2 separate regions of the Mus musculus genome follow, and region 1 is linked to region 2. The links are chromatin loops, found by intact Hi-C in ENCODE. Cell type or tissue: left cerebral cortex. All regions are shown on one strand. Links, peaks and the distances in the headings refer to the core of each region. The heading gives the core; the rest is flanking DNA. Region 1 has its middle 29 kb from the start of Gm39040. Region 2 holds the start of Mrpl46 (mitochondrial ribosomal protein L46).

Region 1 (14,914 bases), core at 3,831-11,830, 430 kb after region 2:
TGCTTATATTAAGTTACATGTAAGTAAAACTTAGCCAAAGGATTTTTGCCTCCACAGGAAAGTTTCATAGATGGTGTTGGCTTCTATTGGTCCTTTAAATCCTGTGCCTTTTATTCAGAAGAGTGTAATTCTGCCAGGCAGGCAGAATGACATTGGTTCATGGCTGCCCCTAAAAAAAACTCAGCTTGTTTCAGATAACTTTGACAATGCCTTACTTAAATCTCCCATATGTCTAAAGTGTCCAAACTTGCAATTTCCTGACTCTGTAAAATGTGTTTAATTGCCCAAACTGTAAAAGTGTTTAATTGCCCAAAGTATGAGGCTGTGAGCCCAAAGGCAACTCATTTGTATAAGCCATAAGGGATCCAGGTTCAGGGTCCAGTTTCTCTTTGGGTATTAGCCAGAGCCAGACTTGCACTGCTATTAAAGAGGGTTTTTTTTTTTTCCTTATTATTCCCTGTGTAATTGGAGTAAATTCTCACTGGAGGGGATTAATTTACCATCACATAATCCCACCTTAAGAGGCTGAGGCAGGAGGACTGAAAATGCAAGACTGGTTTGGACTACAAAATGAGACTTCATCTCAAAACAGTAGAGTGTCGTCGTCCGTCCCGTCCCCCCCCCGCCGCCCCTCTCCCCTATCTTCAAGGTGTTGGCACTAAGCCCTAGTTCTGTGACCCGTTTGTGTGACCTTGTCACATTATGTAAACAGCATTGTGGAGTGGTGGGTGTGGGTAAGTCCAAGGTTCCAACACAAATGTTGGGGGCTGGGGGGGTGCTTGGTAAAAGGAGAGGTATGTGACAAATTAGGAGGGACAGTTGCTTAAGCCTGGGGAATTTCAAGTCGCAGCCTGACTTGGCATGCTCCTCATCTGCCTATGCTTTACACACCCGGTGCCTTTTGCCCTATCAGAAGTCTGCATCTCCCCAGGGAGCTCAGAGGGCTTTGTCGGGTGCCTGTCTGCACCGTGCCTGGGGCTGTGTAGGCACGTCCACATCAGCACATTCTTTGCCTCAGACCCTACCCCACTTTCCAAACTCTCCAGAAGTCTTGCCACACCCCACCCCACCCCCCAGGACATGAATCACAATGAAGACAGCAATGTCTGATAGTACACAAAGCAGTGAATGTCCTCTCTGAGAGCAGGATCTGTGTTCCTGAAAAAGCCAGTCAGATGTCCCCTCTCACAAAAATGCTCCAGAGAAGACTAATACATTGTATGCTTGAAAACATCTGGGAGATTCTGCTGACCCACGCCTGAACTTCCTCGTTCTTCCCTTTCCCACACACATCTCTCTGGTAACCTGAAAAGCTGGGACAACACAAGAGATGGGCATCGTTTCTGTTTGGGTTTCGGTTTTAAGGTAGTTTCCTAAGTTGGACATAAAAATGCTTAGTAAAATAAACTTCAGCCTCAACAAAGATCAATATTTAAAAATACAGGAGTCACTGGGCATGGTGGGATGTGCTGTTAGTACCAGCATTCAAGAGGCAGAGGCAGGTGGACCTCTGCGAGTTCAAGCCCAGCCGGGTCTACATAGGAAGTTCCAGGCCAGCCAGAGCTATCTAGAACAAACAAAATCAAAAGAAGGATGTGGAGAGGAGCATTTTGAGAGTCAACTGGACATTGACTGCCAATTACATTGCCATGAGCACAGGGATGCTGGACAAGTGGCTCATGCTCTTTAGGAAACTGATACCTGAGAAGCAAATGAGCAAAGGCAGCCCTAATACTCTAGCCAACACCCAGCAAGGACACGCATGATGTCATTGGAGCAGCCATGAGCTAGGAGTCACAGGTGAGTTGCTGGGCTCACGGACCTTGAAGTTCTCTAGTTGTTAGATCCAAGACAAGTGGCTGGTGCTTTCTGTGCCTCGGTGTGTCCTCTTCTACTTTCCTTTCCTTCCTGTTCCTGCCTCTCCCTTCTTGCCCTTACCTTCCCTGATTTTCTTTGGAGCTGGGGATTAGATGTTCTTTGCATCTTTAGGATTCCCTTTACCCCTGGGTGATACCCTACCCCCTCCAGCATTTTCCTAATAGCTCTACCTCTGTAGGTGTCTTTCTTAGGATTAAAAGAGTTCTTAGCTAAGGATAAACCTTAAAGGGCAGAGTGTCTGCCTACTATGCACAAGACCAAAGATTCATTTCTCAATACCATGCAAAGAGCAGGGCAAGTAAGTAAATAAAATCACAGCATTCAAGAGGCAAGAAGATCAGCAGTTCAAAGTCAGCCTCAGCTCATATCAAGTTCCAGACCAGCCTGGGATAACAAAAACAAAAACAAAAACAAAGGAGTTTGGGCAGGTTAGTAAGGTTTCTTAAGATCTATTTATTTGTTTGATGTATATTTATGTTTATAAGCATATTTATGCATATGAGTATGCTGTCTTTAGCACACTAGAATCCCTTACAGATGGTTGTGAGTCACCATGTGGTTGCCAGGAATTGAACTCAGGACCTCTGGAAGAGCAGCTATTGCTCTTAACTGCTGAGCCATCTGTCCAGCTCTTAGTAAGGGGCCTTATAAAGTGTGACTTTATCCCTGTTCACAGAACCTGTTGGTAGCAAGATGGGTCAGCAGGTGACAATGCTCCTCACTGCCAAGCCTTATGACTTGAGTTTAATTCCTGAATTTAAAAAATTGTTCTCTAACCTCCATATTAGAATTTCCTTTGGACCTGAAAGATATATGCACTCAAATGCACATATACATACATACATACACACATGTGCGTGTGCAAATACACACACACCACATACACACACAGCACATATACACACACACCACATATAACACATACACATATATAACATATGTATACATACAATACATACACACACAATACATATGCCACATACGCACACTACACATACACCCAACATACACAACACACACACACAGCACATACACACAGTCTAAATGTTAATAATTTGCTTAAAAGAACACATTGGGGGCTGGTGAGATGGCTCAGTGGGTAAGAGCACCCGACTGCTCTTCCAAAGGTCCGGAGTTCATATCCCAGCAACCACATTGTGGCTCACAACCATCCGTAACGAGAGCTGACGCCCTCTTCTGGTGTGTCTGAAGACAGCTACAGTGTACTTACATATAATAAATAAATAAATCTTTAAAAAAAAAAAGAACACATTGGATGTCCTTTATTTTGTTCCTTCTCAGGTTCCACTTGGATCCATAACCATCTCCGGAAGTGGAGCCAATTGTCTACCAGTGTAGCTCAGCCTAGGCTCATAGCAGTTAGGAAGCACTGATGTCCTCATCAGCAGTGCCAGGCCTTTGGGTCCCAGGGTCGTGTGACCTGCGTGTGTCTCATAAGTGACCTGGCAAGTGCTTCAGTGACATGGAGCTATGAGGAGCTGGAGACACAAGTCAAGAGCAGTCTCAAGGTCCTCTCTCCTAAGGACCCAAAGGAACCCCAAATCCAAAGACCTTTCTTCCAGAAGGTGCAAAAGGACCTGGGGACTTAAGGAGGTGGCCCATGTGTGGCCAGCACCACAGGCCCTGAGAAAGCAGGCTAGGGTGTCATAGCTCTTCCTACGGCCTTGGGCTGGTCACAAACCTATCTGGGATTTGTATGGGATGCAGGCACAGGAATTTCCAGCTCACAAATTGTACCTTTCGCTGTAGGATTTCTTTCTTCCTCCCAGTGCTGAGATAGCACCCAAGGCCCCATACATGTTCCACCTATATTCCCAAGCTCACTTGTTACCCATGTTGACAATCTAAACCTCTTGCTGAACAACAAATAAGGGGTTAGAGAGGGGAGTGGTGTCCTGAAGAGTATACATGCTCTCTGCCCACACATCTTCCTGCATCCAGATGTTTACAGAAGTTAGAAACCACAGCCCTTCTAACAGTTTTAGAGACCACTCACTTCCTGCCCAGCCCATCAGACCCTCTTCCAATGTGTTTATTAGGTGAAAGGTGAAAGAGTAATGTATACACTGGGAATGTTGATAACCATCAGGATCAATCACAGTACTGGAGTGTGTGTGTGTGTGTGTGTGTGTGTGTGTGTGTGTGTGTGTGTGTGTGTATCCTAGCTGTAAGGCGTGTCATTTTCTGGAAAAGGGCCCTCCCCCAGTGCTGACATTTCCTCCATACTGCCAGAGGTGTCACAGTGCTCTCTGGACTCCTGGGTGCAACATGGTTATCTACTGTCTGCCACACTTATGAAATAATTGCCCAAGCCCACTCAGTCAATCAACAGGTTCTCCAGGGCAGGAGTGAGGAATAAAAAGAAAAAAAAAAAAAAAAAGACAGACAACATTGTAGCATGGCCTTAGTCAATTCTGAGACTGAAGGCAATTTTAGTTTTTCCCAATCCGATTTTTACACCATTTTAATTACATGCAAGCATTGAGGGTGAGTAGTGCACTGAGGAATCGAAAAAGCAAGACAACAAACACAAAGCCCCATGATCGCTCTGATAGCTGTTTCTAAGGATGATCAAGATACCTGAACCTACTTCTTTGTTCTACCTAAAATCAGATTCTTACTTCCTTGACCTTGACCAATGTCAGGTCCCTGCCTGGACTTACTTCTTTGTCATGTCCTAATGTCAGATTCCTGCCAGGCAGCCCATTTCCTTGTCCTTGGCCAATGTCAGATTCCTGTCAAGCGGCACCCCAAAAGGCTCTCCACAAATGATGCATCTCGTAAGATCAGTTGTAACTCTGGTAAGAAATTCTCTGGGCATGGTAGCACAAGCCTGGAATCCCAATACAAAAGGACTGTGAATTTGAGACTATGTTGGGCTATATAGCATGTTCCAGGCCATCCTAGGCTACATAAGAAAGTTCTAGCTCAGAAACAACCAAATTGTCCATCCTGGAAACTCAAACATACAAGTAACAGCATACAGACTGAGCAGGGGTTGTATTTACATATTTAGAAACATACGCACACATACATACACACACACAACAATTAAAGAAAAAGAGGCCATGAATTTGAAAGAAAGCAAAGGAGGGGGTGGTCCATAGAGGGTTTAGAGGGAAGGAAGAGGCAGGGTGTATGTGTATGGGGGGAATTATGAATTATAATCTCAAAAAAAAACTTTTAAAAACAACTGAAGAGAAAGAATAAATAAAGAGATGAAAGAAGGAAGGAAGAGAGAAAGAAAGAAAGAAAGAAAGAAAGAAAGAAAGAAAGAAAGAAAGAAAGAAAGAAAGGAAGGAAGAAAGGTAGGAAGGAAGAAAGGTAGGAAAGAAGAAGGAAGGAGGAGGAGGGAGGGAGAGAGGGAGGGAAGGAGGGAAGAATGAGGGAGACAGACCAGGAAGACTGTATGAAGCCCCCATGTCTCGGCACTCTCTGTAGGTGAACGTGTATTCTCTAGTATCCATTAAACTTGCAGTACCTCCTAGAAGACACAGTATACCTTCCTCACCCAGTGTTAGACCTGGCCATGTGATGCAGGGAGGCCTAGAGAGAATGGGTAGAAGTGACCAGGCTAGTTTTGGGTTATCTTACCATTTCTTTTCTTTTCTTTTTAAAGATTTATTTACTTATTTTATGTATTTGGGTACATTGTAGCTGAACAGATAGATGGTTGTGAGCTGTTGGGAATTGAATATTTTTTTAGATTTATTTATTTTATGTATCTGAGTACACAGTAACTGTCTTCAGACACACCAGAAGAGGGCATTGGATCCCATGATGGTTGTGAGCCACTGAAAAAGTATAACATTAAAAACAAAAATTCTAGGCCTTTAGGCCCAGGCTTGAGAATGTGACCTTTGTGACTTTGCACTTCCTCATGACTCTTAACTGGTATTTTTGGTATTTTCCAACAATGCCCTCCCCACCCCCTTGAGTTGTGGTTTCTTCCTTTAAATATCCCCTCTCCCAGCTACTGAAGGCCCACAGTCCTCTAACCCTGCATGGTGTATGACTGTGGGCCCCAGAGCATGCCTGGAATAAAAGTCCTCTTGCAGTTTGCATCAAGACTGTTTCTTGTGAGTGATTTGGGGTGTCGCCTCTCCTGAGTAAGAACGTGGGGGAGTCCTCACATTGTAGGTCTCTCACCACCACGTGGTTGCTGGGAATTGAACTCAGTACCTCTGGAAGAGCAGTCAGTGTTCTTAACCACTAAGCCACCTCTCCAGCCCGGGAATTGAATTTTTAGGACTTCTGCTTGCTCCAGTCAACCCCGCTTGCTCAGTCCCTGCTTACTCCAGCCCAAAGATTTATTTATTATTATACATAAGTACACTGTAGCTGTCTTCAGGCATGCCAGAAAAGGGTATCAGATCTCATTACGGGTGGCTGTGAGCCACCATGTGGCTGCTGGGATTTGAACTCAGGACCTTCGGAAGAACAGTCAGTGCTCTTACCTGATGAGCCATCTCTCCAGCCCTGTCTTGCCATTTCTGCTTGCCTTGGAAACAAGTTCTGACTGGGCTTCCCTTTTGATTTGGGTCTTAAATGAGAGGTCACAGGCAGCAGAGCCACAGCCACTAACATTTAATACAAGCTACCATCAGTCCAAGCCACTGAGATTGCTTGTTAATTAACCTCATGGAAGCTGACTGATACACCACTATTGCCTTCAAATAATAACATGAATTACCTTTGGGATCCCTGTTAAAATTTAAATGCCACAAAAAAAATTCTGAATCTCCAATTTAGCACCTTGTCAGATCCTGAAATCACCTGACAAAGCTGTCTGAAATCAGTTCCAACCAGTGCTCAAACAGCTGCTAAGTCTCAGGAAGTGGTTCAAATTCTATTGGAGATGGTGAGTCACCTTACGGCACTGCTGTTTCCTCTTCCACAGGGTTGGCTACTTGGAATAGGAACAGCACAGAACTCAGGCCAAATCCCACACTTGTCTCTCCTGTTTCTTGCTGTATTTTGGAGGTTGGTTTTCACATAGGCTTGGCTAGACTAAGGTAGACTTGGTACAGTATTATAGCATTAAACAGCACAGCGATTTAATCAACTATCATTTAAGTGTTGCTGTGAAGGTATTTTGTAGATGTGCCTAACTGCTGCAGTCTTTCTCCAGGCTTTAAGACCTAGAATCCAAGTTTGCTGGGGAGGTCAGACTTCTCCCTTAAGGTTGTATAGCACCAACTCCCACCACGGTCTTGTCTTATGGATTACAGCCAAGTAAGTCACTCTTTAACAAATGCTCCCCGCCTCTACCACCCAGCACCTCCTCCGACTCTGCAGGAAGAATCCAAGAGTTTGCATTCCCAGATCTGAACTGTCCTCAGACTTATAGAACATCCAGGCCCAAGCTTCTTCTGTGTCTCAGCAAGTTCTGTTCTCATGGGACAGAAGGAAGCCTTGAACAGATAGAGGAGTTTAAGGCACCAGGGGTTAAGCAGCCATACGCAGTGATCTGACAACCCTTCCTTTTCCTCCCTCTGCTTCTATCCTCCACGTGTACTCGCTGGCTGCTTTTCCTCTTTAAGACCAGCTTTGACTATGACTTATATCAAATCTGTACCTCCACCCCACAAAAAGTTATTATTTTGAAATAGGGTCTCATGCATCCTAGGCTGGCCCCAAACTTGCCTTGTAGCCAGAGATGACTTTGAACTGCTGAACCTCCTGCAGGTACCTCCTGGAAGCTGCAGTTGAAACATATGCCATCATGCCCCCATTTTATGAGAGGCTGGAGATAAGACCCAGGATTTCATGCATGCCAGACACTCTATTGCCTGAGCTGCATCCCCAGCCACACCTTTATTGACCAAAGACCTACCTACTGTCAGCCTTTTCTGTGTCAAGACCTATCTGTCTCTTCTCTGTTATTGTTTCCATCTCCTTTCCCTCACTCACTCTCTTTCTCCCTCCCTCCTTCCTTTTCACTCAAAGTAAGGGTTGCAAAGGCCAAGGGGATTGCTGTGGGAGAGGACAGTGAAGAATGGGGCAGGAGTTCTGAAAAGCTCCTGCCGTGGAACAGGTCACTTTGAGTGGAGTGTGAGTTGGGGGGACGTGCAGAAACTTCCAGCCTGCTTGGGAAACTGCTGGGTCAGTTGCTGACACGGGGCCAGAGGTAGGTGGAGAATGGAGGTGGAAAGGGATTTGGGGTGGATGTTGAATGTGTCTTGTGGATCTGCAAGACACTGAGTGAAGCCAGAGGAGATGGAAATTGGAACTTGAAGACTACGAAATCTAAAGGAAAGTCATGGGGTTTGGTTAGGCTTCAGAAGCCTGGGTAGGGAAAAGCTGGAATTTTAACCTAGTTCCCCAGGAAGGAAGACCTGAATGAGGAGAGTGTTTGGGGTAGTAAGCTGGGAGTTCAGTACTTAGGGACTAGCCAGGCGAGAGTCACCTAGGAGAAGGGCAAAGTCGCTAAGGTGCCTGATGCTGTTTACAAAGCCCCACCTCAAACCCTGCACCCTAGCATGAGGACTAGAACAACAGTGCAGCCTGTGCTGGGAGTTGCAGAGAAAGGAGCAAGGAGAGACACTAGGAAGTGATAGAAGAAAATGTCCCAGGGTAGAGGGAATGTGTGCTACCTTCATATCAGAAGGGCCCAGTGCCAAGCAAGAGAAACATAGAAAAGAGGAAACATAAAACTTGTATGCAACACATGCTCGTACTGGAACACTCTCTGGATTTTTTTTTAATGCCTTGAAGAGCAGGCAGGTCTGTTTTGGGAAAAGTTTCTTTTTCTGTACAGAGAATATAATGTCATCTGCCAGACAAGAAAATCCAAGGAACATCCAACTTTCCAACAATACTGAATTCTAAAAAATGTCAAGCGATGCCTTCTGGATTCCGACAGAGTTTGAGGAACCAATCATGTGCCAACATGCTGCTGGTGCTGGTGGGGCAGGATTCAAAGGCACGCTTTAACAAAAGTCTAAGGGTGTTTAGGAAAAGGCAACAGGGAAATCGAATGAACGCCACAGTGAAGGACCCATACATACCAAGAAGAGCTGTCGGCAGACCCACGGCTGGTGCTTCTGCTTCAGCTGCAGGAGAAGGAGGTCAGCAAGATGTGTGGAAGATGTCCAAGGAGAGGGCAGACTGCAATCAGGAGGAAATGACTATGAAGAAGGATGATCATTGATTTAAAAAAAAAACAAAAAACAAAAAACTATTGGCAACCAAAAACTCTAGGGAAAGCAAAAGGCTCTATAAGAAACTTATATTCCACATACAAAGCTAGCTGTTTCTATAGGTATAGGCTTTAAGACCCTCGTCTTAGCTGCCTGGAAGTCAGTATTCTGCTAGCAGCCTTCAGATGAAGATGTAGAACTCTCAGCTCCTTCTGCACCATGCCCGCCTGGATGCTGCCATGTTCCCGCCTTAATGATTATGGACTGAACCTCTGAAGCTGTAAGCCAGCCCCAGTTAAATGTTGTCTTTATACGAGTTGCCCTGCCAGGCAATGGTGGTACACGCCTTTAATCCTAGCACTTGGGAGGCAGAGGCAGGTAGATTTCTGAGTTCAAGGCCAGCCTGGTCTACAGAGTGAGTTCTAGGACAGCTAGGGCTACACAGAGAAACCCTGTCTTGAAAAACCAAAAAGAAAGAAAGAAAGAAAGAAAGAAAGAAAGAAAGAAAGAAAGAAAGAAAGAAAGAAAGAAAGAAAGAAAGGAAGGAAGGAAGGAAGGAAGGAAGGAAGGAAGGAAGGAAGGCATAGAAAACCCCTCAAGAGCTACTTACTAATTACTTCTCTCCAGAAAGTTCCTTCATGTCCTTCCTAGCTAATCTCCCTTACCCAAAAGCAATCACTGCTCCAAAACAAGCTAAATTTGAGAAACAAATTACATGTAAAAAATGAAAGTCCATAGTTTATGTTTTTCTATAGCGCTGAGTATTGACTTCTAGCAAGTGCTCTATCACTGTGCTACATCCCCAGCCGGAGCTGGCTCATTCAGTCATCCTGCAGATGAACAAATGCAAATAATTATATCTAGTTCTTTACAAATCCAACCACAGTTATTTTGTCTTTTTTGCTGCTTTATTTGGTGTGTGTGTGTGTGTGTGTGTGTGTGTGTGTGTGTGTGTGTGTGTTGCATACATGCAAACCATAGAACATTCCGGGAGGTTAAAGGATAGCTTTGGGAGTCAGTTCCCTCCTTCTATCATGTGGATCCTGGGGACTGAACTCAGGTCATCAGACTTCACCAACTGTGTTTTACTTTTTATTAGTATATATTAATCATATGCAATCTTTTTTCATTATGACATTTGCATGCATGTTCATTTTCATCTCGGTTACCTCCACCTGTCTGTTGTGGTCCGCCCCCCCCCCCCGCGCCCCCCTCTGTACTCTTTCCCTGCCTAGGAGGTAGTGATAAAGAAAGAATGGATGGAATCTCACAGTGCATAAAAGGCATGGCCAGGAGGATTTAGTATGACTCTAGGAATGTGAAGTTGGTTTAACGCTAAAAATCTGTCAGCATAGTAACACATCACATTAATATGATTAAAAACAAACAAACAAAAGCACCCATTGTCTCAACAGACACAACAAATTCATGATTTAAAGAAAAAGGGGGAAGAAAGAAAGAAAGAAAGAAAGAAAGAAAGAAAGAAAGAAAGAAAGAAAGAAAGAAAGGAAGGAAGGAAGGAAGGAAGGAAGGAAGGAAGGAAGAAAGAAAATACCATAACAAAGAAGAATCAAAATTTTTGGGGCAGGTTTATAGGTGCTTGCCTAGCATGTGCAGGGGCTGCTCCAAGGACCACAATACATACATACATACATACATACATACATACATACATACATACATATATACATACCAGATTGAAGGAAAAGGGTGAGGGGCATCTACAAAACCAACAGCTGCCAAGGTACATACTGGGAAAAGATACACTGCACTGCCTCTGCGCTAAGTCCAGAACCTTAGCACTTCTGTGCACCACTGGATTGGAGGCTCCCACCAGCAACAAAAGGGAAAGCATCAGATTGCAAAGGGAAAAGAGGTAAAACTCCCTACTCACAGTTGATGCTATCTTATACCAAGAAAATTCTAAGTCTCTTCCCGCCTCCACCCAGTTATAGCAAATAACAGAGTATACAAGCTGAGTAATCCAGTATGAGACCAGCACACGGCTCTCCACGGCAACGCAGACATATGTACTGTGTAGCGCACACCTGCAATGCTAGCACAGGGGAGGCAGAGATGGGTAGGTGGGCATCAGCAAGGTCAAGGCCAGCCTGATCTCCAGAGGGAGTACCAGCCAGGGCTGGGTAGCAAGACCATGACCCCTCAAAATTTTTAAAAGATATTTATTTATTTACAATTATTTATATGTATGTGTGTTTGCCTTTGTGAGCATGTGTGCACCTTGTAGGTATAGGAACCCTCAAAGGTCAGAAGCCATTTTCTTTTTATCATATTAACATACAGGTGATTGTGAACCACAATGTGGGTGCCAGAAACCAAACTCAAACCCCTTTGCAAGAGCAGCAAGTGCTCTCGCCCTCTGAGCCATCTCTCCAAGCTCTCCCCACCATCCCAGTTTTTATTTTAAATTGACTGTGTTTTATACGATAGAATTTGCATAGCCCAAAATAAAATTTAAGACAATTTCATTTAAGGTGGCATCAAAAAATTAGATTTTTTTCATATTTTAGACGAGGTCTCACTTTGTAGTCCTGACTAGCCTGAAGGTTGGCTTTGGGATTGTCCTGCCTATGCCACCAAAGTGCTGGAATAAAGGCTTGTGCCACCACAGTCAGCAGGAATTACTTCCAATGACAAAATGTAAAATGCTCTAGGAGCCAGGGAGATGGCTCAGTGAGTAAACCTGTCTGCTGCCAAGCTTAAGGACCTGAGTTCAAGCCTTGGGACTTACACAAGCAAAGACTTTTTAAAAATGTGCCATAAAAGACCAAGTATATGGAAAGATATCCTCTGTTCATAGATCAGAAGACTTCCTTGGAGAACACCTTTTGTTTGGGTTTGCTGTGGTGATGGTAGTAGTGATGATGATCGTGGTGGTGGTGGTGATGAAGGTGGTGTTAATGGGCTTGTTATTGCTGCTGTTTTGGGTTGGGCCCTGCTAATCAAGGTCCAAGTTTTGTCTGGACAGCTCTCTTGAGCTTGGTACAAAATGGAGAACTACCTTTACCAGCAGGGCTTCTCCTTCTCTGACCTTGTCTGGCGAGCTCCTAACCCCTACCCTCTCTACCTGCAGAATGTCACGTAGCCTTGGCGAGATTATAGGTTCAGTTTCCTTCCCAATGAGAACCTGCCACCTGGAATTCCTGGAATGCCTCTCGATACAAACGAGGCATTATTCCATACCCTAAACTGTAGTCAACGATATTAACCCACCCACCTAGAAATCCCTTGCCCTTTTCCCAAAACTATATAACCCTTGATTCATCCCGACTGAAGTTGAGCTGCCCCTCTGAAGGCGATCCTGGAAGCAGTCATTTCTGTCCTACTCCCAGGTCATCTGAAACCCTGGTAGTCAATTCTGCTCCCTTTGTCTTCTTGGGGCAGTGGAGAAGGGAGAAGGGAGAAGGGAGGAGCACAGTTTTGCTCTGTCTTTGTTTTGGAATTTGGTCTTGTATGGGTCGGGAGGGGCCTTGAACTCCTTACCTAGCTAAGGGTGACCTTGAACTTCTGATCCTCTTGAGCACTGGAATTACAGAGGTGCCACCATGAGCAGTCTTAGGTGGTGCTGGGTATTAAACCTAGGACTTTGAGCAATGTGAACAAGTAATCTCTACTAGTTAAGCTACACCCCATCCCAGAGGCTTGCCTTGTTAAGATGCCAGTGCTGCTCAAATTAATGTTCAAATTCAATACAACATGCCTTAGTTTATCTTGTGTTGCTACAACAAAATACCCAAGTCTGGGTAGTTTATAAGTCAAGAAATTTATTTTTCTCTTAATTCAGGTATTAACAGTTCTCAAGAGTATGTCATTGGCATCCAGGTAAGTGAATCCTGGTTGCATCACAAGATGGGTGTCTTGGTTAGGGTTTTACTGCTGTGAACAGACACCATGACCAAGGTAACTCTCATAAGGACAACATTTAATTGGGGATGGCTCACAGGCTCAGAAGTTCTGTCCATTCTTATCAAGGCGGGAACATGGCAGTATCCAGGCAGGCATGGTGCAGGAAGGTCCTGAGACCTTACACCAGGATTCCAGCTTCCTGCTTTATGAAACTTGACAAGCAGACCCAAACATTTACATGCCCACATAAAAATAAAATCTGAAATAGCTAAAACAATTTTGAAAAAGAAGAAGAAAGAGGGAGGGTGCATATTTTCTGATTTTTAAAATATATTACAAATCTACGGGCTGGCCCAATGGCTGGGCAGGTAAAAGGCGTTTGTCTTCAGATTTGTAACCTGAGTTCCACAGGGACATTCAAGGAAGGAGAGAGACAGCTCCTGTACACTGTCTTGTGACCTCAAAGGGGCACCGTGAAATGCATGTATCCATACCACACTATATTATAAAAGAATACATTTAAAAAGTGGTGTTATAAAAAACAGAAAAGACAATCCACGGGATAGAAGAAAATAGTTTTACATCGTGTGTCTAAAAAGAATCTAATATTGTATAAGGAACTCATCATTCAATGACAATAAAATAATTCTGTGTAAAAGTAGACAACGTGGGGCTGGAGAGATGGCTCAGCGGGTAAGAGCACTGGCCAGAGAACTGGATTCAATTCCCAGTACCCACACGTGGCTCAAAACCATCTGCCAAAATTCCAATTCCAGGGGATCCACCATCTTCTCCTGGCCTCCGTGAGTATACACACACGCAGATAAAAACATGTACACAAAATAAAGTACTATTTTGTGATTTTAAAATGGACCCTGGTTTCGAAAAGCTATTTATCACAGAACAAAATACAAATAGCAATCCACACAGACACAGCAGAGACGTCCCAGGTCAGTCACTGAGGAAAGAGAAGTCAGTCACACCCTGTGAATGGTTCCAAGCAAAAAGACAGGTGTCTTCCTAGGGTTTCTATTGCTGTGATAAAACACCATGATCAAAAACAACCTGGGCAGGAAAGGGTTTATTTCAGCTTACAATTCCACACCACAGACCATCACTGAGGGAAGTCAGGGCAGGAACTCAGACAAGAGCTGATTCAGAGACCATGGAGGAACACTGCTTACCGCCTTGCTCCACATGGTTTGCTCAGCCTGCTTTCTTATACCATCCAAGACCACCAGCCCAGGGATGGGACTCCTCACAGTGAGCTGAGCCCTCTCCCATTGACCACCAATCAAGAAAATGACCCAGAGGTTTGGCCACAGGTCCATCTTGTGAGGGAGGACATTTTCTCAATTGAGATCCCTCCTTTCAAAATGACTCTAGCCTGTGTCCAGTTGACATAAAAACTAGTCAGCACAGCAGCTTGTAGGAGCCTAGAGGTAGAGTGCCAGCCTAGAGTGTCCAAGGCCCTGGGTTAGGTCTCTAGTACCACTGCCCCTCCTCCCACCCAGAAAAGAGTGTCGGCGAGCATATGGGGGGAGGGGTGGAACTCTCATATGCTGCTGGAATGTAAAAATGGTACAGCTGTGTCCAACGGAGACCAGTGTGGCGGTTTCTCAACAGACGAAACATAGAATTACCACACAACCTAGCAATTTCCCTCAAGCATGGTTTCACCTGGCATAAGGTGCATAGTTGGAATAGAGACTGTTGCATCCTTGGCCCCCAGCTGGTGACATGTTGGGAGGTGGTAAAAAGTTTATGACATGGGACCTGGTTGGTGGAAGTAGGCCCCCAAGGAAGTGCCCTTGAAGATGACCCCTGGGTCCCAGGTCCTTTCCTGACTTGGTTTCCTGTCCAACATGAAACAAGCTTCTTCATCTACCACATGCTCTCGATGTTTAGCTGTTCTGCCCATGGCAACAGGGCAAGAGGACTGTGGTCTAAAACCACCGAACCCAAGAACCAAAAGAAAGGGTCCTGCTTTTAATTTGCTCTTTCTA
Region 2 (14,914 bases), core at 2,462-10,461:
GAATAAAAACTGTAGGCTACTTGTGTGTCTATGGAAAACAGTTAAAAATTCTATGCAAAGTGACATGGAATTTTTATGCAGAAACCACATGTCAGCAGCACTGGAGATATAAAACAAAATCGAGGCGGAACTTCCTTTTGCATTTTCAGTAGTGTTTCTCCACCATGCTAATTTTGCTCTCTAGCAATATGGAGAGACTTTTTTTGGTTGTCACACTGGGGCTAGGGGTGGGAAACAAAATATTGCTACTAGCAACTTGTGAGTAGAGGCCAAAGATGCTAAACACCTTACAATACAAAGAAGAGTGTCTCACAAAGAATTACCTGGCCTCTAACATTAACAATACCATAGTCTAATGAGAAGTGAAGGACATCACAGCTAAAGCTGTGAAAATAAAGCCGGATGACTTGCAACACTCCAGTATGACCCAAAGATGCATGCATCATAAAGACGGCAGGGATAATGTTGACAATTCGAGTTGAATCAATGGATAAGCTATGGTACAAGCAGCAGTGCTAGGAATAGAGGTCAGTGGTAGTATGCTTGCCCACTAATCACAAGGCCAGTAGCTCCATCTCTAGTACTTACTGAAAAACAAAACTTACATTTCCTGAGTGCGAGAATTCTGATTGATGCAATTGTAGCTAAGTGATTAAGGCAATGGACTGGAAATTCTTCTCCCAGCTCAGGTACAAGCTTGCCAAATAAGGTTTCTCCCCTTGGTGCTGGGGCTATACCTCAGCTGGCACAGTGTTTGTCTAACATACACAAGGCTCCGCGTAAGACTGTGGCTCAGGCATATAATCCCAACACGCATGCAAGAGGCTCAGAAGTTCAAGGTCATCCTCAGGTACAAGGCCACCCTGGCTACCAAAAGGAAAAGAAAGAAAAGAAAGAAGAAAGAAAGAGGAAGAGAAAAACAGAAAAGGAGGGAAGGAAGGAAGGAAAACGGAGAGAAGAGAGGAGGGAAGGGCTAAGAATAGTGTTTACTGTACCAAAATCTCAATATAGAAAGATAAAAATACTCACTTATTCTAAGGAAAATCATTGCCAAGATTTTTGTTTGATTGGGTTTTGGTTTTTTTGAGACAGGGTCTCTCTATGTAGGTCTGGCTGTCCTTGAACTCACTATATAGACCAGGCTAGCAGTGAACTCACAGAGACACACCCCTGCCACCTCTGCCTCCCAGGTGCTGGAGTTAAATAAGTGTGCCTTCATACCCAGCCTCTTACCTGAATTTTTACTCATCAGTATCCATTAAACTTTCCACTGTCTATCCTTATGCCAACCTGAAATGAATCTGGGGGGATTCAGAGGGTAAAGAGTCTACCTGAGAGTGTGGCCAGGATTCGCTCAGCTGTCCCCCGAAGGGTCTCCCCGGGCTGCCACTCGACTTGAGGAAGCATCCAAACATCTTGGTCTCCAAGTTTCTCTCTGACTAAGAGGACAAGGTTTCTGTCTAGCTTTCGATGCAACGAGGTCCGGTCATTTTTTTTGTCAGCTTCTATAAAAGGGATGATCAGAGGAAAGAGAAAAATAAGAAATAAAGGACTATGATGTACTACGGGCAAGGGTTTTGAGTTTTAGAGCTTTCCATCAGGAACTACCACAAACCCTGTCCTCTGTTTAAGCCAAAGTATAATCCTAACTCAAAATGAAAGCTAAGAATCGAAACCAGAAATAAACTCCTCTCAAAAAGCAACGTATAGCTGAAACATTTGGAAAAGAAGCAATGCCTGTGAAAGTTCGAGCGTAAACACTAGAATCTAGCTCAGAGGCAGTGAGTGCACTTGCCCTGCAAGCAGGAGGTTCTTGAGTTCAGACCTCGGCAATGTTACACAGTTACAAACAAACAAACAAACAAACAAAGTCTTGCCGTTGGATTTAACGCTATTACCAATCTAACTAACTAACCCCCACCTTCTCTGTTCTCCAGTCATCATCCTTGAAACAGGGACAATAGCACTCAGCCCCTGCTCTCAGAATGACTTCTAATAAAACAGGAATTGAGGAGAAAGGCTCAAGTCCTCCCACTCTCTGATCCAGTGACAACCTCAAGTTTTAACAGAAAGAAAAGACTCTTTACTTCTACTGAAAATAGCATAAGCCTTTTTAAAAACTCATGTTAGGGAGATATAAGGAATAGGGAGGGAGTACTACTTTCCTGAAAACTGTTTTGTTACTTGAAGCTTGTTATTAAAATGCAAAGCAAAAGACAGGCAACTGTCCTTCATTTGGAAGTGAGAATTCCTGTCTCTCGCTCCCTTGTGGTTGGCCCAGGAGGTCACAAACCTGTTTCCCGAGCTCCAGGTCTGAACTGTAGGAATGCCTGCTCCCACATATCTTCTAAGTCTTGTGCGAGCGTAATGCCCTGCTCTTGTTCCTCATCATAAAGGTCAGCTTTCTTCTTTGCCAGTCGCTGAGCTTCATCCAGAGCACGGAGCTCATGGTCTGAATACAGGCTTCTCTCTACCTCGATCTGGGAAAGGGAAAAGGAAAAGGAAGAAGAAAAAAAACAAAGCTTCTGTGACCTTGACAGGCTCAGACGTACAACTCTTAACACAATCAGAAATAGAATGAAACACTATACAGATTTAAAAAAAAAAAGCCCACTGGATTGTAAGTAGGCAGTAGGAGAACTTCATTAAGACTGTCAAGGAGAACAGAGGGCACTGAAGACCCACTTCCCACACACTAGGTCTACTCGTCTCTGATCAGCATCTATTCAAGGACTTTCCTGCCATGAAGACTTTCCAACATCCTTCTTCCTAGTCTCTCTTTCTCCTCATGCCATTTCTTCCAGATTTCTATCCATCCTTCTTATTTCAACTCAAATACCTCTTTCTCAGAAAGATATTCCTGGATACTTCTCAGGAAAATAAAACCTATGTGGTCCTGTGTAAAACTCTTCTAGTACTCTATGTTTTCCTTAATAGCACTTACCAAAGTCTATAATTAGTCATAAGACTGGTTACTGATTGTATCCCTAATTCCAGTACCTGGAAACTCTCTGCGAAGCAGAGCGATGTGCCTGTCACATCCACAACTGCCTATCACTTTGCACACAGACGCACAGTATTGGCTACGAATACCTTTATGGTGAAAGAAAAAGGACTACCAAAAAAAAAAAAAAAAGTCAAGTGAGTGAATACATTGAGCAAAAAGCACTGACGGGAGTTTCCATTAGTATTCTCCAGACAAAAGCCTTTTGGAGTCTAGGGATACGGAAGACCTTCCATCACTATCTCCTGACCCAACAGCAACAACACTTGGGTTTTTTGTCTTTCACAGAAATTGCTCCCTGAGGTAAAGCAAACTTTACCGCATTATCTTAAGGATGTGCCCACAGTCACCACGACTTTCGTCCTAACATCACAAACACTTCTCTATAGTCTGAGAGCTCCTAAGTTAAAGGGAGTGATTCCTGTTTGCCCCCGGATCCCTACAGTATTGAATGAACAAGAAGGAAGCTATCCACACCGAATGATCAAGAGAAAACAAGCCAACTAAACTCTTTCAACACCTGCTATATCCTAACCCAACTCAGTACGGTAACTTCATCTTGCAGATGTCACTAAAGGTCGAGAAATGAAACGTTTGCTCAAGGTCACACGAAGTACCAGAGTCTCCATGGAAATCAAGACCTCCTTGATACTGTTGCTTCCCTCCGCCGCACCAGGAAGCCCGTGACTGCCTTACCTGCTGTAATAGACCCGCCATCTCTTCCTGCAATGGAGTGAGCGCCTTGGTGATCAGCGGTGGCCGCTGCAGACACAAGGCGCCCGACAAGCGCCATGGAGACCGGCTGCTTGAGGACGCAGCCTCAAGGGACAAGCCACGAGAACTACCTGCCCAGAACCTGTCAAGCTGCCGCCAGCCTCTAGCCAGCCCTAAAAGAGTACGCCCTACGGGCGCCGCCATCTTTCTGTCTTCCCACAAGGTACCGCGGCGCCCGGCAGAGCCCTCAGCCAACCCCAGGTTCCCATGAGGCAACGCGGGCCGGCGAGGGGCGGGTTTACCGAGTGGAATGAACCATTCCCTTTGGGGGAGGTAGGTGAAATTCTAGTGTTAGACCACTAGAAAGGGGAAAGTTCCTACATAAATGGTTTTATAGAGCTTTAAATTTGAAGAAAAAATACTTACAGGACTATTTAAGAGCAATCAGGTGATTTCCTGTCTGTGAGCACCCCCACAGAGGCTCATGGTGCTGGCTCGAGCTAAGCCAAGCGCCGCGGAGGGTCAATTTCAGTCATGCAGGTTTTAAGAAACTCCGGGTCGTGGCTCCTGCGGTCCTGGGCTGGACATGGAATGACCAGGTAAGGATTACTCTTTCGAACCCACTGTCACTCTCGAGCCTGCCCGCCTACCTTCCTTCCAGACCTATGTGCCACTTGAACCCCCCAAAATACCGTTAATCCAGTCCCTCATCGTACTCTCTCTCTCTCTCTCTTTTTTTGCCCCCCAGGTTTGTGGGCATTGCCCCAGCTAAGAATATCCACACCGGAGCCCCGAGATTAGAAGACTCAGCTGCCAGGCAGAACACTGAAAGGGAAGCGGCTCCAAGTCGCTTCAGGTGAGGGTAAGTGGATGCAGCGCTCTGGAAAGTTGCATCCTGTGACTTCTGCCCGACACCGTCCAAAATCATAGAAAAAGTTAATTCCTGGCTGTCATTTGCCATCTGTGGGAGCTTGTGCAAATCAGCACACTATACGTGGAGATAATGCTTAGAGGGGTTGTTGGGAAAATAGAGGGATGAGCAGGGGCATAAGGTAGCTGTTCAATTAGCAACTGTTAGCTAAGTGTCCAATGTATATAAATACCAGCTTTCTTTTCCTTGTGAGATAAGCTTTAGATCCGACTAGCAGCTTTCTCTGCCTCCAACATAAAATGTCTTGAAGAACCACACTAACTGCACATCTAGATTGTGCCTTTCTTAATTTCGTGCCTAGCCCTGGGACCTGGCATCCTGCAGCATCCCACTAGTAGAAATACTTAATATGCAGGCGGTATATATGTTCACTTACCTTCACATCTGTTTAACAGTTACAAAAGCTACTACTACCTGTTGAGTACCAGGATAAATACAGGAAATATAGGTTATGTCTCCCCAGAAGTAGTACACAACTTGCAAAAACAACACACAGGCAAATGTATTAACCATAATCTGATCAAAAGGATAATAGAGGTAAGAACTGGCTGGACATTTAAGAGAGTAAGGCACACTTGAGGAATTCAGGAAAGACTAAGTACCGTGGACTGTGGAAGTGACTAGGATCTCAGCTGGACAAGATCATTGTGATCGTGGCAGGCAAGGGTAACGTCTGTGGAAAGGCAGGCTGTCAGAACTGGCTTGTGATGCCTCTAGAAAGGCATTTCGGAACCTGTGGGTTGCAACCCCTTTGGGGTTCCTAAGGCCATCAGAAAACACACATACATACGTTACGATTCATAACAGTAGCAAAATCACAGTTAGGAAGTAGCAACGAAAATAATTTTATGGCTGGGGGTCACCACAGTATAAGGAACTGTATTAAAGGGTCACAGCATTAAGAACACTGAGGACCACTGCTCTAGAAGGATCCAAATGGCAGAGGACAGCCCTGTCTCCCTAGAGCTTTTACACTTTATCCCCTGCAGGCAACGAGGAGCTACTGATGGAATTTGATCCAGGACCGTTGTAGCCGTTCATTTGGCAATCCCAGACACTACTAGGATTGTTGGGGTTCTGTCCCTGCTCCAACAGTAAAGCAGGCAATCAGGCATAGCCGTATCTGTCCAGTTCTGGGACGAGTTGATGCCATGTCATTCACTCACTCATTCATTCGTTCATTCATTCATTCATTTTTAGGATGGCCTTGCTGTGCAGCCCAGGCCACCCTCAGACTCACAATCCTCTTGCCTTGGCCTCTTGGGTGCCTGAATTACTAGAGCATGCCCCAGCCTCAGCCTTACTCTTTAGGGAGTCTATAACCACTGTGTTGATGTGAAGCCATGGGGAGCAAGAATGGAAGCTGAGAAGACTTGAAAGCAGTTAGAAAGCAGTGGATATAGGTAAAAATAATGGTGTCTGGAATAGGGTGATAGTTTTACTAGCCAGCGGACTTTGGTTTTTGTGTTTTATTTTGTTTTGAGACAAAGTCTTGCTGTGCAACCTAGGCTGGCCTGGAATGTGCGGCAGTCCTTAGTCTCCCGGGTGCTTAGGGATTACAGGCATCTGTCCACACCCAGCTACAGATCTGTTAATATAAAATGTGAGAAAAGGAGAGGTGTGAAGGCTCAAAACTGGGCGCCAAACAACTGAAAATATGGAATTGTTATATATTAAAATGTCAGGGACTAAGAGTTGAGATCTGTGTGGTTAAGTTTAAGATGCCTTATGCTTGCTTTCGAAAGGCCTTGTGTAATCATGTATAATAAAAGAAAACATTTGAGACACTTAGCATCAGAGTAGGAGTAGAGATGCCATATAGACGGATATCTGGAAGGAGGAAGAACCAGCAAAAGAAAACTCCTCCCCAAGACAGGAAGAAAGCCAGACAAGATTTCCCTTTTAGTGTGGTGCAGCAAAGTAGGGACCCGAGCCGTGTTTGGCACTGCAGACAGGATGGGGTGGCAAGCAGCTAGCATGATTGCTCATTGGATTTAACAGTATGGAGGTGGTTGGTGACCTTCAGTACAGCCTTTCTGATGGAGAGCTCAGAAATAACTTCTCATTGTTTCAAAGAAAATAAACAAGTATTGTCATTCCTTTAAGGAAGCATTGCTGTAAGGGAAAATGAGAAGTTCTTAGGAACTTGGGGTTTAAAATGTGTGGAGTTTTGGGTGGGGGGTTGTTTGGGGTTTTTTTTTGTTTGTTTGTTTATTTGTTTTGTTCTTGTTGTCTTGACTTTATGACATGACCGTATGTTTTGCTTCTGGGAACCAGAGAAAGACTGATACTGAAGTGGGAACATTGCCAGAGCAGTGTCCTTGTGGGGCTAGTGATGCAGCTGGAGCGCGATGACAGGAGAGTCCTCCAAGGCCTTGGGCACAGATGTTCCGTGGTGGAAGCTGGAAGGAAGTCTGATTGATTCTATTTCTCTGCAGAGGCCATCAGCTGGCCCCGAGGAAGCAGGCAGGGCTCAGATGTTTACAGAGACAAAAGGAAATATAGAAGAGGCATCCAGGAGAGTGGGAGGATAACTGAATTGAGGATGATTGTCAGGCATCTTGAGAGCCTGCTCGATGCTGGCAATTCATTAAGATGAAGCACTGGGTCTTGGTTGAGTCAGATTTTGCCCCTCCCCACCCCCAGGTTCTTAGCAGTGTCTAAAAAGTTCTAGTGGTCATAAATTAGGAGATAGAATCCAGTGAAGTAAAGCCAGAGATGCTACCAAGCACCCCACTGTTCCCAAGGCAGCCCCCCACAGAAGTGTTAAATCCAAAATGTCAGTCAAAAAGCCCTGGTGTAGAGAGAGACCAGTCAACCATGCCGTGTTTGCACAGACTCAAATTATCTAGAGAGATGGATTTAACAAGGGCTGGGAGTTTGCCAGGAGACTGTGAAGAGAGACAGGGGAGTTGAGACTAGGATTTAGTCCCCGTGAGGAGAGAAGTAGTACCTGAGGTATGTGGAGTGACAGCAATCTGACGGGCTCCTCAGAGTGCTGCCCTGAAGATAGCAAGGGGTCAGGGGCGGGGGTGACCAGGAATGCTTGAAGCCAAAGTTATGATGCATGCGTTGGTAATGATAATGGCTGCCTGAGACCCCAAAAAGTGCATAGCCAAGGTAGGACAGATGACGGTTAAAGGAGACAAGGTTTAGAAATAAAAGTGCAGATCTTTTGGAGACCTAGCAGAATTAGTCAGTAGCTATTTAGAAGTAGTGCCAGATGACACTGAGCCAGCTATGGTGTTTGCAGTTTATTTGCATTTTAAATATTTTTTTAAATTAAATATAAGTGTATCATCCCCCTTCCATTTTCTCTTTGTAATACTTCCTTTATATCCCCCTCTCTCCTTCTCAAATGTATAACCTCTTTCTTTTTTTTTTTTTTATTTAATTGTCGGAGGTGTATTCCTAACTACATAAATATTACCTGATCAGTCTGTATAATGTTACTTGTATGAATATTACCTCAGGGTTGACCACTTGGGATTGGATCTCCCATTTTCAGTATTCCTTAATTGCTTATATTTGCACTTTTAAAGATTTTACAATTAAGCCAGGCATGGTGGAGCACACTTTGATTCCAGTACAGTACAAGCGGGGGCAAGTAGATCCCTGTATTGGGGGATAGCCTGGTCTACATAGTGAGCTCCAGGCCAGCTAGAGCTATATACTGAGACCCTCAAAATAAAACAGTCCATTGGTAAATGAACCTCCCCGCCATGAGAGAAGGCAGAAAGACTAGTCCCAGAAAGCTCTATCTCTCTTAGAGCCTTCCTTAGAAGAACTCAGTATACCTTCAACCTGAGAGAATCTTGTCTTGTTTTGTTTTGTGATTGGCTCTTGCTATGTAGCCCAGGATGACCAGGAACTCTGTCATCATAGCTGGTCTTAAACTCATGGTTGCTCTCCTGGCTGGGGTGTCTTGATCTTGGCCATGCCCTAGATTAAGTGGCTTAGGCTCCTAGTTTAGATCTTGCTATATAAAGGGCATTGTACTGGTTTTACTCAGACTGACACTTGTATTTGCACAACACGGGTGGGGAATCCATGGAGAAATGATGGTCACTGAAACAGTAGTGTCATCTACAGGACTGGGACACTTTCCTATCAGTACAGAAGCTGATAGGCCAGCCGCCCACAGAGGCTGTGTGTCAAGCTAAGACTGGGCCACAGAAAGCAATGCAGTGTGCTGAGCTTTTGAAAATATCCCTACAGAAGCAGATGGGGCGGGGTGGGGGGATGCTTGAATGGTAGCGTGTTTTCAGCATAGTAGAAATGCAGTGTGGGTGTGTGAGTACAAGTCTGAGTCTGATTTAGGTGTGTAGGCATAATGAAACAGCCGAGTGACTCCCATCTGAAATGCTGAATGACAGTGCTGTGCGTGTTTACACTTATAAAGAACACAGACCCAAGGCCAGTCCCCTGGGCCCAAGGCCTGGCTTTTCGTGCGCGCTAGCCCTCTTTCTGTTTGGGACTTGAGTTCTCCACCTGAACAGGAAGACTCCAGCCTCAGGGGAACCCAGTAACCCAGCACACCGTCAAGGCCAGTGTTCCCAACGCTGAAACACTAGAGTCTCCATAAGGTTTGACCCGTAACAGGAGCAGAGCGCCTCCTCCAGAGCCAGGGGTTTGTCAGCGCTTTTTTGATCTGGTGTGTGTGTTGGGGGAAGGATGGTGTGGGAGGTTTGAGGCCTTTTGTGGTGGTAGATAACAGAGGCTGGGCAGTCTTACGGTATATCCTAAGCTGTACGTATCCCTGTTAACCTTGAATTCAGCCTTCCACCCTGCCCTCCACCTTGCTTGGCTCACAGTATTCAACTATTTTATTTTATTTTATTTTATAGCATGTATGTATTTCCTTTGATTTAAAGAACTAACAATCAGGAAATTAAAGAAAATGTTTCTTCTGATTGCAGCCTTTACCCTCCGGTTCCAGGACAGGAGAGCTCTCTGCAGTGGGCAGGGATGAAGTTTGAGGACGTCCCAATTGCACACATTAAAGCAACCTACAACAAGTAAGAAAAGGGTGCCCGCGTGAGTCCCCTAGGAACTGCTTCTGCCTCAGGCCTTCTTGGAGTAGAAGTCGGGTGTCAGATGCTAGCTTCGTCTCTTCTTTCTTTATAAGCTTACTCAAGTTTCATGAAACTATAAAATAGATTGAGTACAGTGTAATTGTAAGGGTTTCTGCCGTCCTTGGGACTCCTATGCTAGCATCAGAAGGGCTGCATTCGAAGCAAGTGGAGAGAGAAGCAGTGCTCAGATACATGATTTACTTGTAAAGTAGCCAGAATGTATAAGCCCCTTAGTTAGCCTTCTTACCTTAGGCCCTGTGCACTGCCCTTTCCCTAGCAGGGCTAAGTGTGGCGGTGAAGGAAAGACTACTGTGTGCTGTGGGGTGCTAGCACAAGACACAGGTGCAGTTGGGCTCCCAGCTGCAGAAGCATAGGGCACTGGCGACAGCTTTGCAGGCTAGGTCCTACTTGAAAGTGGGATCTGAGTTTGGTGGCATCCTGCCTGCCACACAGTTGCAGCACAGCACTGGAGACGATAATCCTGGCCTAGAATGCGAGCACCCAAGAGCCACAGAGCCTACAGCAGCATCTCTCTCCCTTCTCGTGAGCTAATGCAGACGTGGCTTCTGAGCTCTCCACACCCTGCTGTGTCTGTGCCTTTTCAGTACGCCCTGAATGAGAATGCTTCTGTGTAGCTCCTGAAGTGTAAGCGACCCCAGGGGAGGAGTGAACTCCATAACAAGACCAACAGGCAGGTGGTCCCTGCTCAGGGCTGACCCAGCAGGTCTCCTGGACAGCTCCCCTTCACTTTCCCCTTCCCAGGAACACCCAGAAAGCTCTGCAGAAAGTGGGGTGATGATAACCAAAGGGGAGACAGAAAACATGCCTTAGAATTTGCTTAAAGTCAGTCTTGGGGGGTGGGTGTTTTCTAGACAGGGTTTCTCTGTGTAGCCGGGCTGTCCTAAAACTCACTCTGTAGACCAGGCTGGCCTCAAACTTAGAAATCCATCTGCCTCTGCCTCCCAAGTGCTGGGATTAAAGGTGTGCACTATCACTGCCCAGCTTAAAGTCAGTCTTAATTACAATTTACCATTTTAAAGCAAATTAGGAAAAAGCTTCACTTACTTAAAATAATTTTTGGTCAGAGAATAGAATGTCATAAGCATTTGAATTATAATAATATTATAGGATAACTGGTTTTGTGGGATTATTTTGAGTCTTTATGGTTACCTCTGAAATGATAGATACTAGATTCGCTTCAAAACAGCCCATGGATGAGGGCATGTAGCGGGTTTAGAGGAGACACTGTATTTGGATGTGACGGTCATTGTTGGAGCAGAATGAGGTAACAGGTCTCTGGCATTTATTCATAAACTTTTTTAAATTACCTTATTACATGTTTACTTAGTTGTCAGGAGTGATCATAAACATGAGGTGGTCAGAGAACAATTTGCACAAATTCTCTCTTCCCACCGTGTGGGTGCACCTGTAAGCCATCCCTCACACACTCTTCTTTACATTGTTGTAGTGGAAGATACTCGAATTTTCTCAGCATTGTCTTTTTAACAGTTGCCTAATGCAACGCATGTAGGTTTTTATAAAACACCAAGCGATGTCACATCAGGGAAAATGCTGCCCCAGGGAAGGCTTCATTCAGGAGGAAGTGGTTCCTTCGGGTGACGCTCCCCTGTTGGGTGACGCTCTCCTGCCCTTGGATTATGGCACTCCCCCTAAGTGTGTGATTTGCCCATCTTCCTTTAGCGGAGGAAGCTAATGACCTTTTCTTTCTCACTGTGGCTCCTAAGGACTTTAGCAAGCTCCCTTCCTTCCTGAGCAGTACTAGATCTGTGTGCCTCCTTTTCCCAGCACACAGATCCAGGTAGTCTCTGCCACCAATGCGTCCCTGGCCCGCGCCTCCTGTGGCACAGAAGGCTTTCGCAATGCCAAGAAGGGCACCGGCATCGCCGCACAGACAGCAGGCATAGCTGCCGCAGCAGTAAGTACCTGACTACGTGGCTCCACTTTCCTTGTGGCTTACAGTGGGGAAGTCTCATTAAACCAGATTCGGAAACCAGCACATGCCAGTGTTTGGGGGCCTCTGATCTTTGCCCACCCCTGTTAGATGCCCTGACACTGCCGCTGCTTTAAGAGGCCTTTGTAGAAAGGTTACCAACTTTCTCTCTCAGCTTCAGTGGAGAAGAAAGATGTCATTTATGTTCAGAGGAATAAGCAGAGAGCTGAAGGCTTAGGAACCAACACTCCCTCCATGAAAGACCACTGGGCTGTATTCTATTCAGGAAGCATGTCTTATAGCACGGGTCCCAAAATGACGTCATAGATCTTTCTAGAAGCAAATCAGGCAGCTCCATTTCAGACACTTCATTAGTACCCTGTCTTCAGAAGAGCCTGCTATTAGCCACTCTTTCAAGAGACTCGGATGCTGGGGATTGGTCAGAGTCAGGGAGCCAGTTGAGCTCTCTGATGTGAACCCAGATGGGCCTTGAGCCAGAGCTGCGTGTTTTCTGGTATAGCAAAGACCACAGATGTGTGCACTCTGACAAGCAGGATACTTCCTGAAGGAACACCTTGACCTTTAAGCTAGACGTAAGGCAATCTTTGACTGCTATGAGTAGTGATCACCAAAGCACAGAACGATGTAATTGCCCATCAGACCATCAGACGGAGCATAGTCGGCTAAGCAGCACATGCCAGTGTTTGGGGGCCTCTGAGTGGTAGCTCTTGAGTATCTTCCAGGACCTGTAGTGAATGTGTTCCTAATCTGGACACATACTTAACTGTAAAGAAACTAAATCCCACTGTCTAAGTGGGCCCGACCTTGATATCCATGGTGACACCTCAGCATTTGGAGGAAAACCAGGCAATATCTACAAGTGTCCATTAGATGGCAGTGCAGTCCTGTCACCTTCGTTCCTTGGCTCTGTTCACTAGCATCTACCCTTGTCCACTAGGCCTTAACTCCCTCTGTGTCTTCTGCCTCACTGTTTGCTTCTGTCATTGCCCTTATCCCATGAGTCCTGGGGACAGTAGCCAGAGACTGGGCTGCAGCACTGTCTCAGGGGCATTGACACTTGCCTCTCTCCAGAAAGCCACAGGAAAGGGAGTGACCCACATCAGAGTCGTAGTGAAAGGCATGGGGCCAGGACGCTGGGTAAGTTACTAGCGGTTCTCCTGGGGGGGGGGGGGGGTCTGTGTATGTATGTCTGTGTGTATCTGTGTGTCTGTGTGTGTGTGTATGTATATGTATGTCTGTATCTGTGTGTCTGTGTATGTGTGTGTGCGCACGCGCGTGTGCATACACGTGCACACCTGTTCTTCAGAGTCAGGTATAGAGATAGAAATGTCCCTTAGTGAGTGACATGGTATTGTTTAAAGTTCCTTTCTGTTCCTGTGATCTGCTAATCCCCGCAGAGCAAGCCTGGGTCATGGATTAATTTATTACCTTCTTGGGTCCCAGCCCCTTGGATGGAAAAGTAGTCTCTGGGGGACCATCTCAAGCAAGTCCTCAGCACAGACAGTGAATGCGATGGAGAAGGGTCAAGGCGCTGGGCACCTTGAGAGGGATTCTGAGACCAGTGGGGCTAGAGCTTCCTCCAACAAATGACATCTCTCTGACTTTAAAAGAACGAGATGTTGGGGTGTGAGTGTGTGTGTCCCAGGAGAAGAAAACACTCCTGTAAAGCTACCAGAGTGCATAGATAGAACCTCTTTCCAGACTGTAAAACACAAGGTGGAGGCAGGGGGCTGGAACCGTAGACATCAACAGTGAGCTTCCATCCTTCTCGAGCCCTGCCTGACGATGGCGGTCATCATTTTGAAGCCTGTGCCTTTTGCCTATTTCTGATCTTTCCAGTCTGCCATCAAAGGACTGACCATGGGGGGTCTGGAAGTGATCTCAATCACAGACAACACCCCGGTCCCACACAATGGCTGCCGACCCCGGAAGGCTCGAAGGCTGTGACGGGAAGGGAGCCTGCACTTGGACCTGGCCTCAGGTCTTGACTCCTGTGGATCCTACAGAAGGCCCACTGTGGAAGCCGCTGGAGCCGGCTGTTCTCGAGCCCTCCTTGGGGAAACACTCCTCTCCTCGCACCGAGGCTGGAAGTGCCAAGCTGGCCTCTTGGACATGAGGGAGTGGGAACCCCAGGCCCACTGTGGCCAGCTCAGCCTCTGCTCCAAAAATAAAAAACTATTCTCTGTAGTAGCTGTGAGTTTTTGTTCCCAGTATTACAGACTTCTGAAAGATTGTGAATAGAGGTGTGCCTGGATAGAAGGGCTACGGTGTAAAGTGGGCTGCACCCCTTCTTCTCACACTGCCTTTAGAGCCTCTTAATTGAGGTGGCCAGATCTTGTCACAGCCAACAACTGAGCAGTTAGCCCGGGTGAGGGGAGAACTTTTTGCCATTCTCTGGAGTCTGTTGGATCTCACAGCTGCTGGGCATGTTTAAAGTTAGCCTAGCAGAGTGTGGGTGCTCTCAAGCTCACACTTTCTGGGACTGTTCATCCGTCATACTCCACGAACTTTGCCAGTCCCCAAATCCAAACGAAAAGTATCTCAAAAGTAGGCTGTAGGCTGGTGGAGTTTTATAAAACAGGATTTGCCAGGAAGAAGCGTGAATAGCACTATGAATTGTGCTGGTATAGAACCTAGGTGGGCCAGACAGATGGGCACAGCTCTGAAACCCCGAGTTGCCCCTCAGCCAATCATGCATCACCATGGGAGGCCAGGATAGGGGAGACAGCTCTTCCCAAGCCTCCCAGCTGAGAGCAGCAGATACTTAGCAGGAAATGCCCACAGCATAGTGCCACTCCTTCCAGGCAGGGCTTCGACTGGGCGGGTGAAGCCCTGAGCCTTCCCAAGCGTGGTAGAGTGAGGCCCAGAGCTGCCCTTGGGTAGACAGGAGGGGCTGTGTTGGAGCTGGAGAAAGGACAAGACTACCAACATAGAAGAAATGAAGGGAAAATGTCTCCCTGCTCCTTTTCATCGTTACAGGACCTGAGAAGTATCCTGAGTGACTAAAGCTCCTCCTGGAGTCTTGTGTGACAGTCACTGCTAGAAGGAGCGTTTTAATATAAAACTTTCCAGGACAGTGTGTTAGAAAGGACTTTGGTGTTTTAGAGACTCTCACTGTATGGCTCAAGCTGGCCTTGAACCTTCTGAGAACTACGATTACAGTGTTACCATGCCCCATACACACATACACAAACACACAGACACATGCTGGGTACGAA

What was found. Peaks named below come from ENCODE experiments on the same cell type or tissue, not always from the same donor. Only the 100,000 strongest peaks of a DNase experiment are listed, where the experiment ranks them.
Region 1: it touches region 2 in a loop (9-fold over the local background); 3 of 42 quality-filtered maps call a loop at or near these places.

What each region holds. Positions count from the first base shown.
Region 1 is chr7:79,210,661-79,225,574 of GRCm38, forward strand. No RefSeq gene overlaps it. Among named protein-coding and RNA genes, the nearest start is that of Gm39040, 29 kb to the right of the region's middle. In left cerebral cortex, for the core only: no CTCF peak of the experiment used is centred there; DNase peaks (open chromatin) are centred at 6,804, 7,127 and 8,647.
Region 2 is chr7:78,779,107-78,794,020 of GRCm38, forward strand. Mrpl46 (mitochondrial ribosomal protein L46) reads right to left here and starts at 3,983. Exons shown (of 4, transcript NM_023331.2): 1 at 3,701-3,983; 2 at 2,294-2,480; 3 at 1,332-1,505. The coding sequence starts at 3,922. Mrps11 (mitochondrial ribosomal protein S11) reads left to right here and starts at 4,025. Exons shown (of 6, transcript NM_026498.2): 1 at 4,025-4,317; 2 at 4,467-4,574; 3 at 9,569-9,667; 4 at 11,531-11,660; 5 at 12,768-12,833; 6 at 13,536-13,882. The coding sequence starts at 4,253. The coding sequence ends at 13,643. In left cerebral cortex, for the core only: a CTCF peak has its summit at 3,934; DNase peaks (open chromatin) are centred at 3,981, 6,335, 7,123 and 8,914; H3K4me3 peaks cover 1,880 bases; H3K27ac peaks cover 1,110 bases.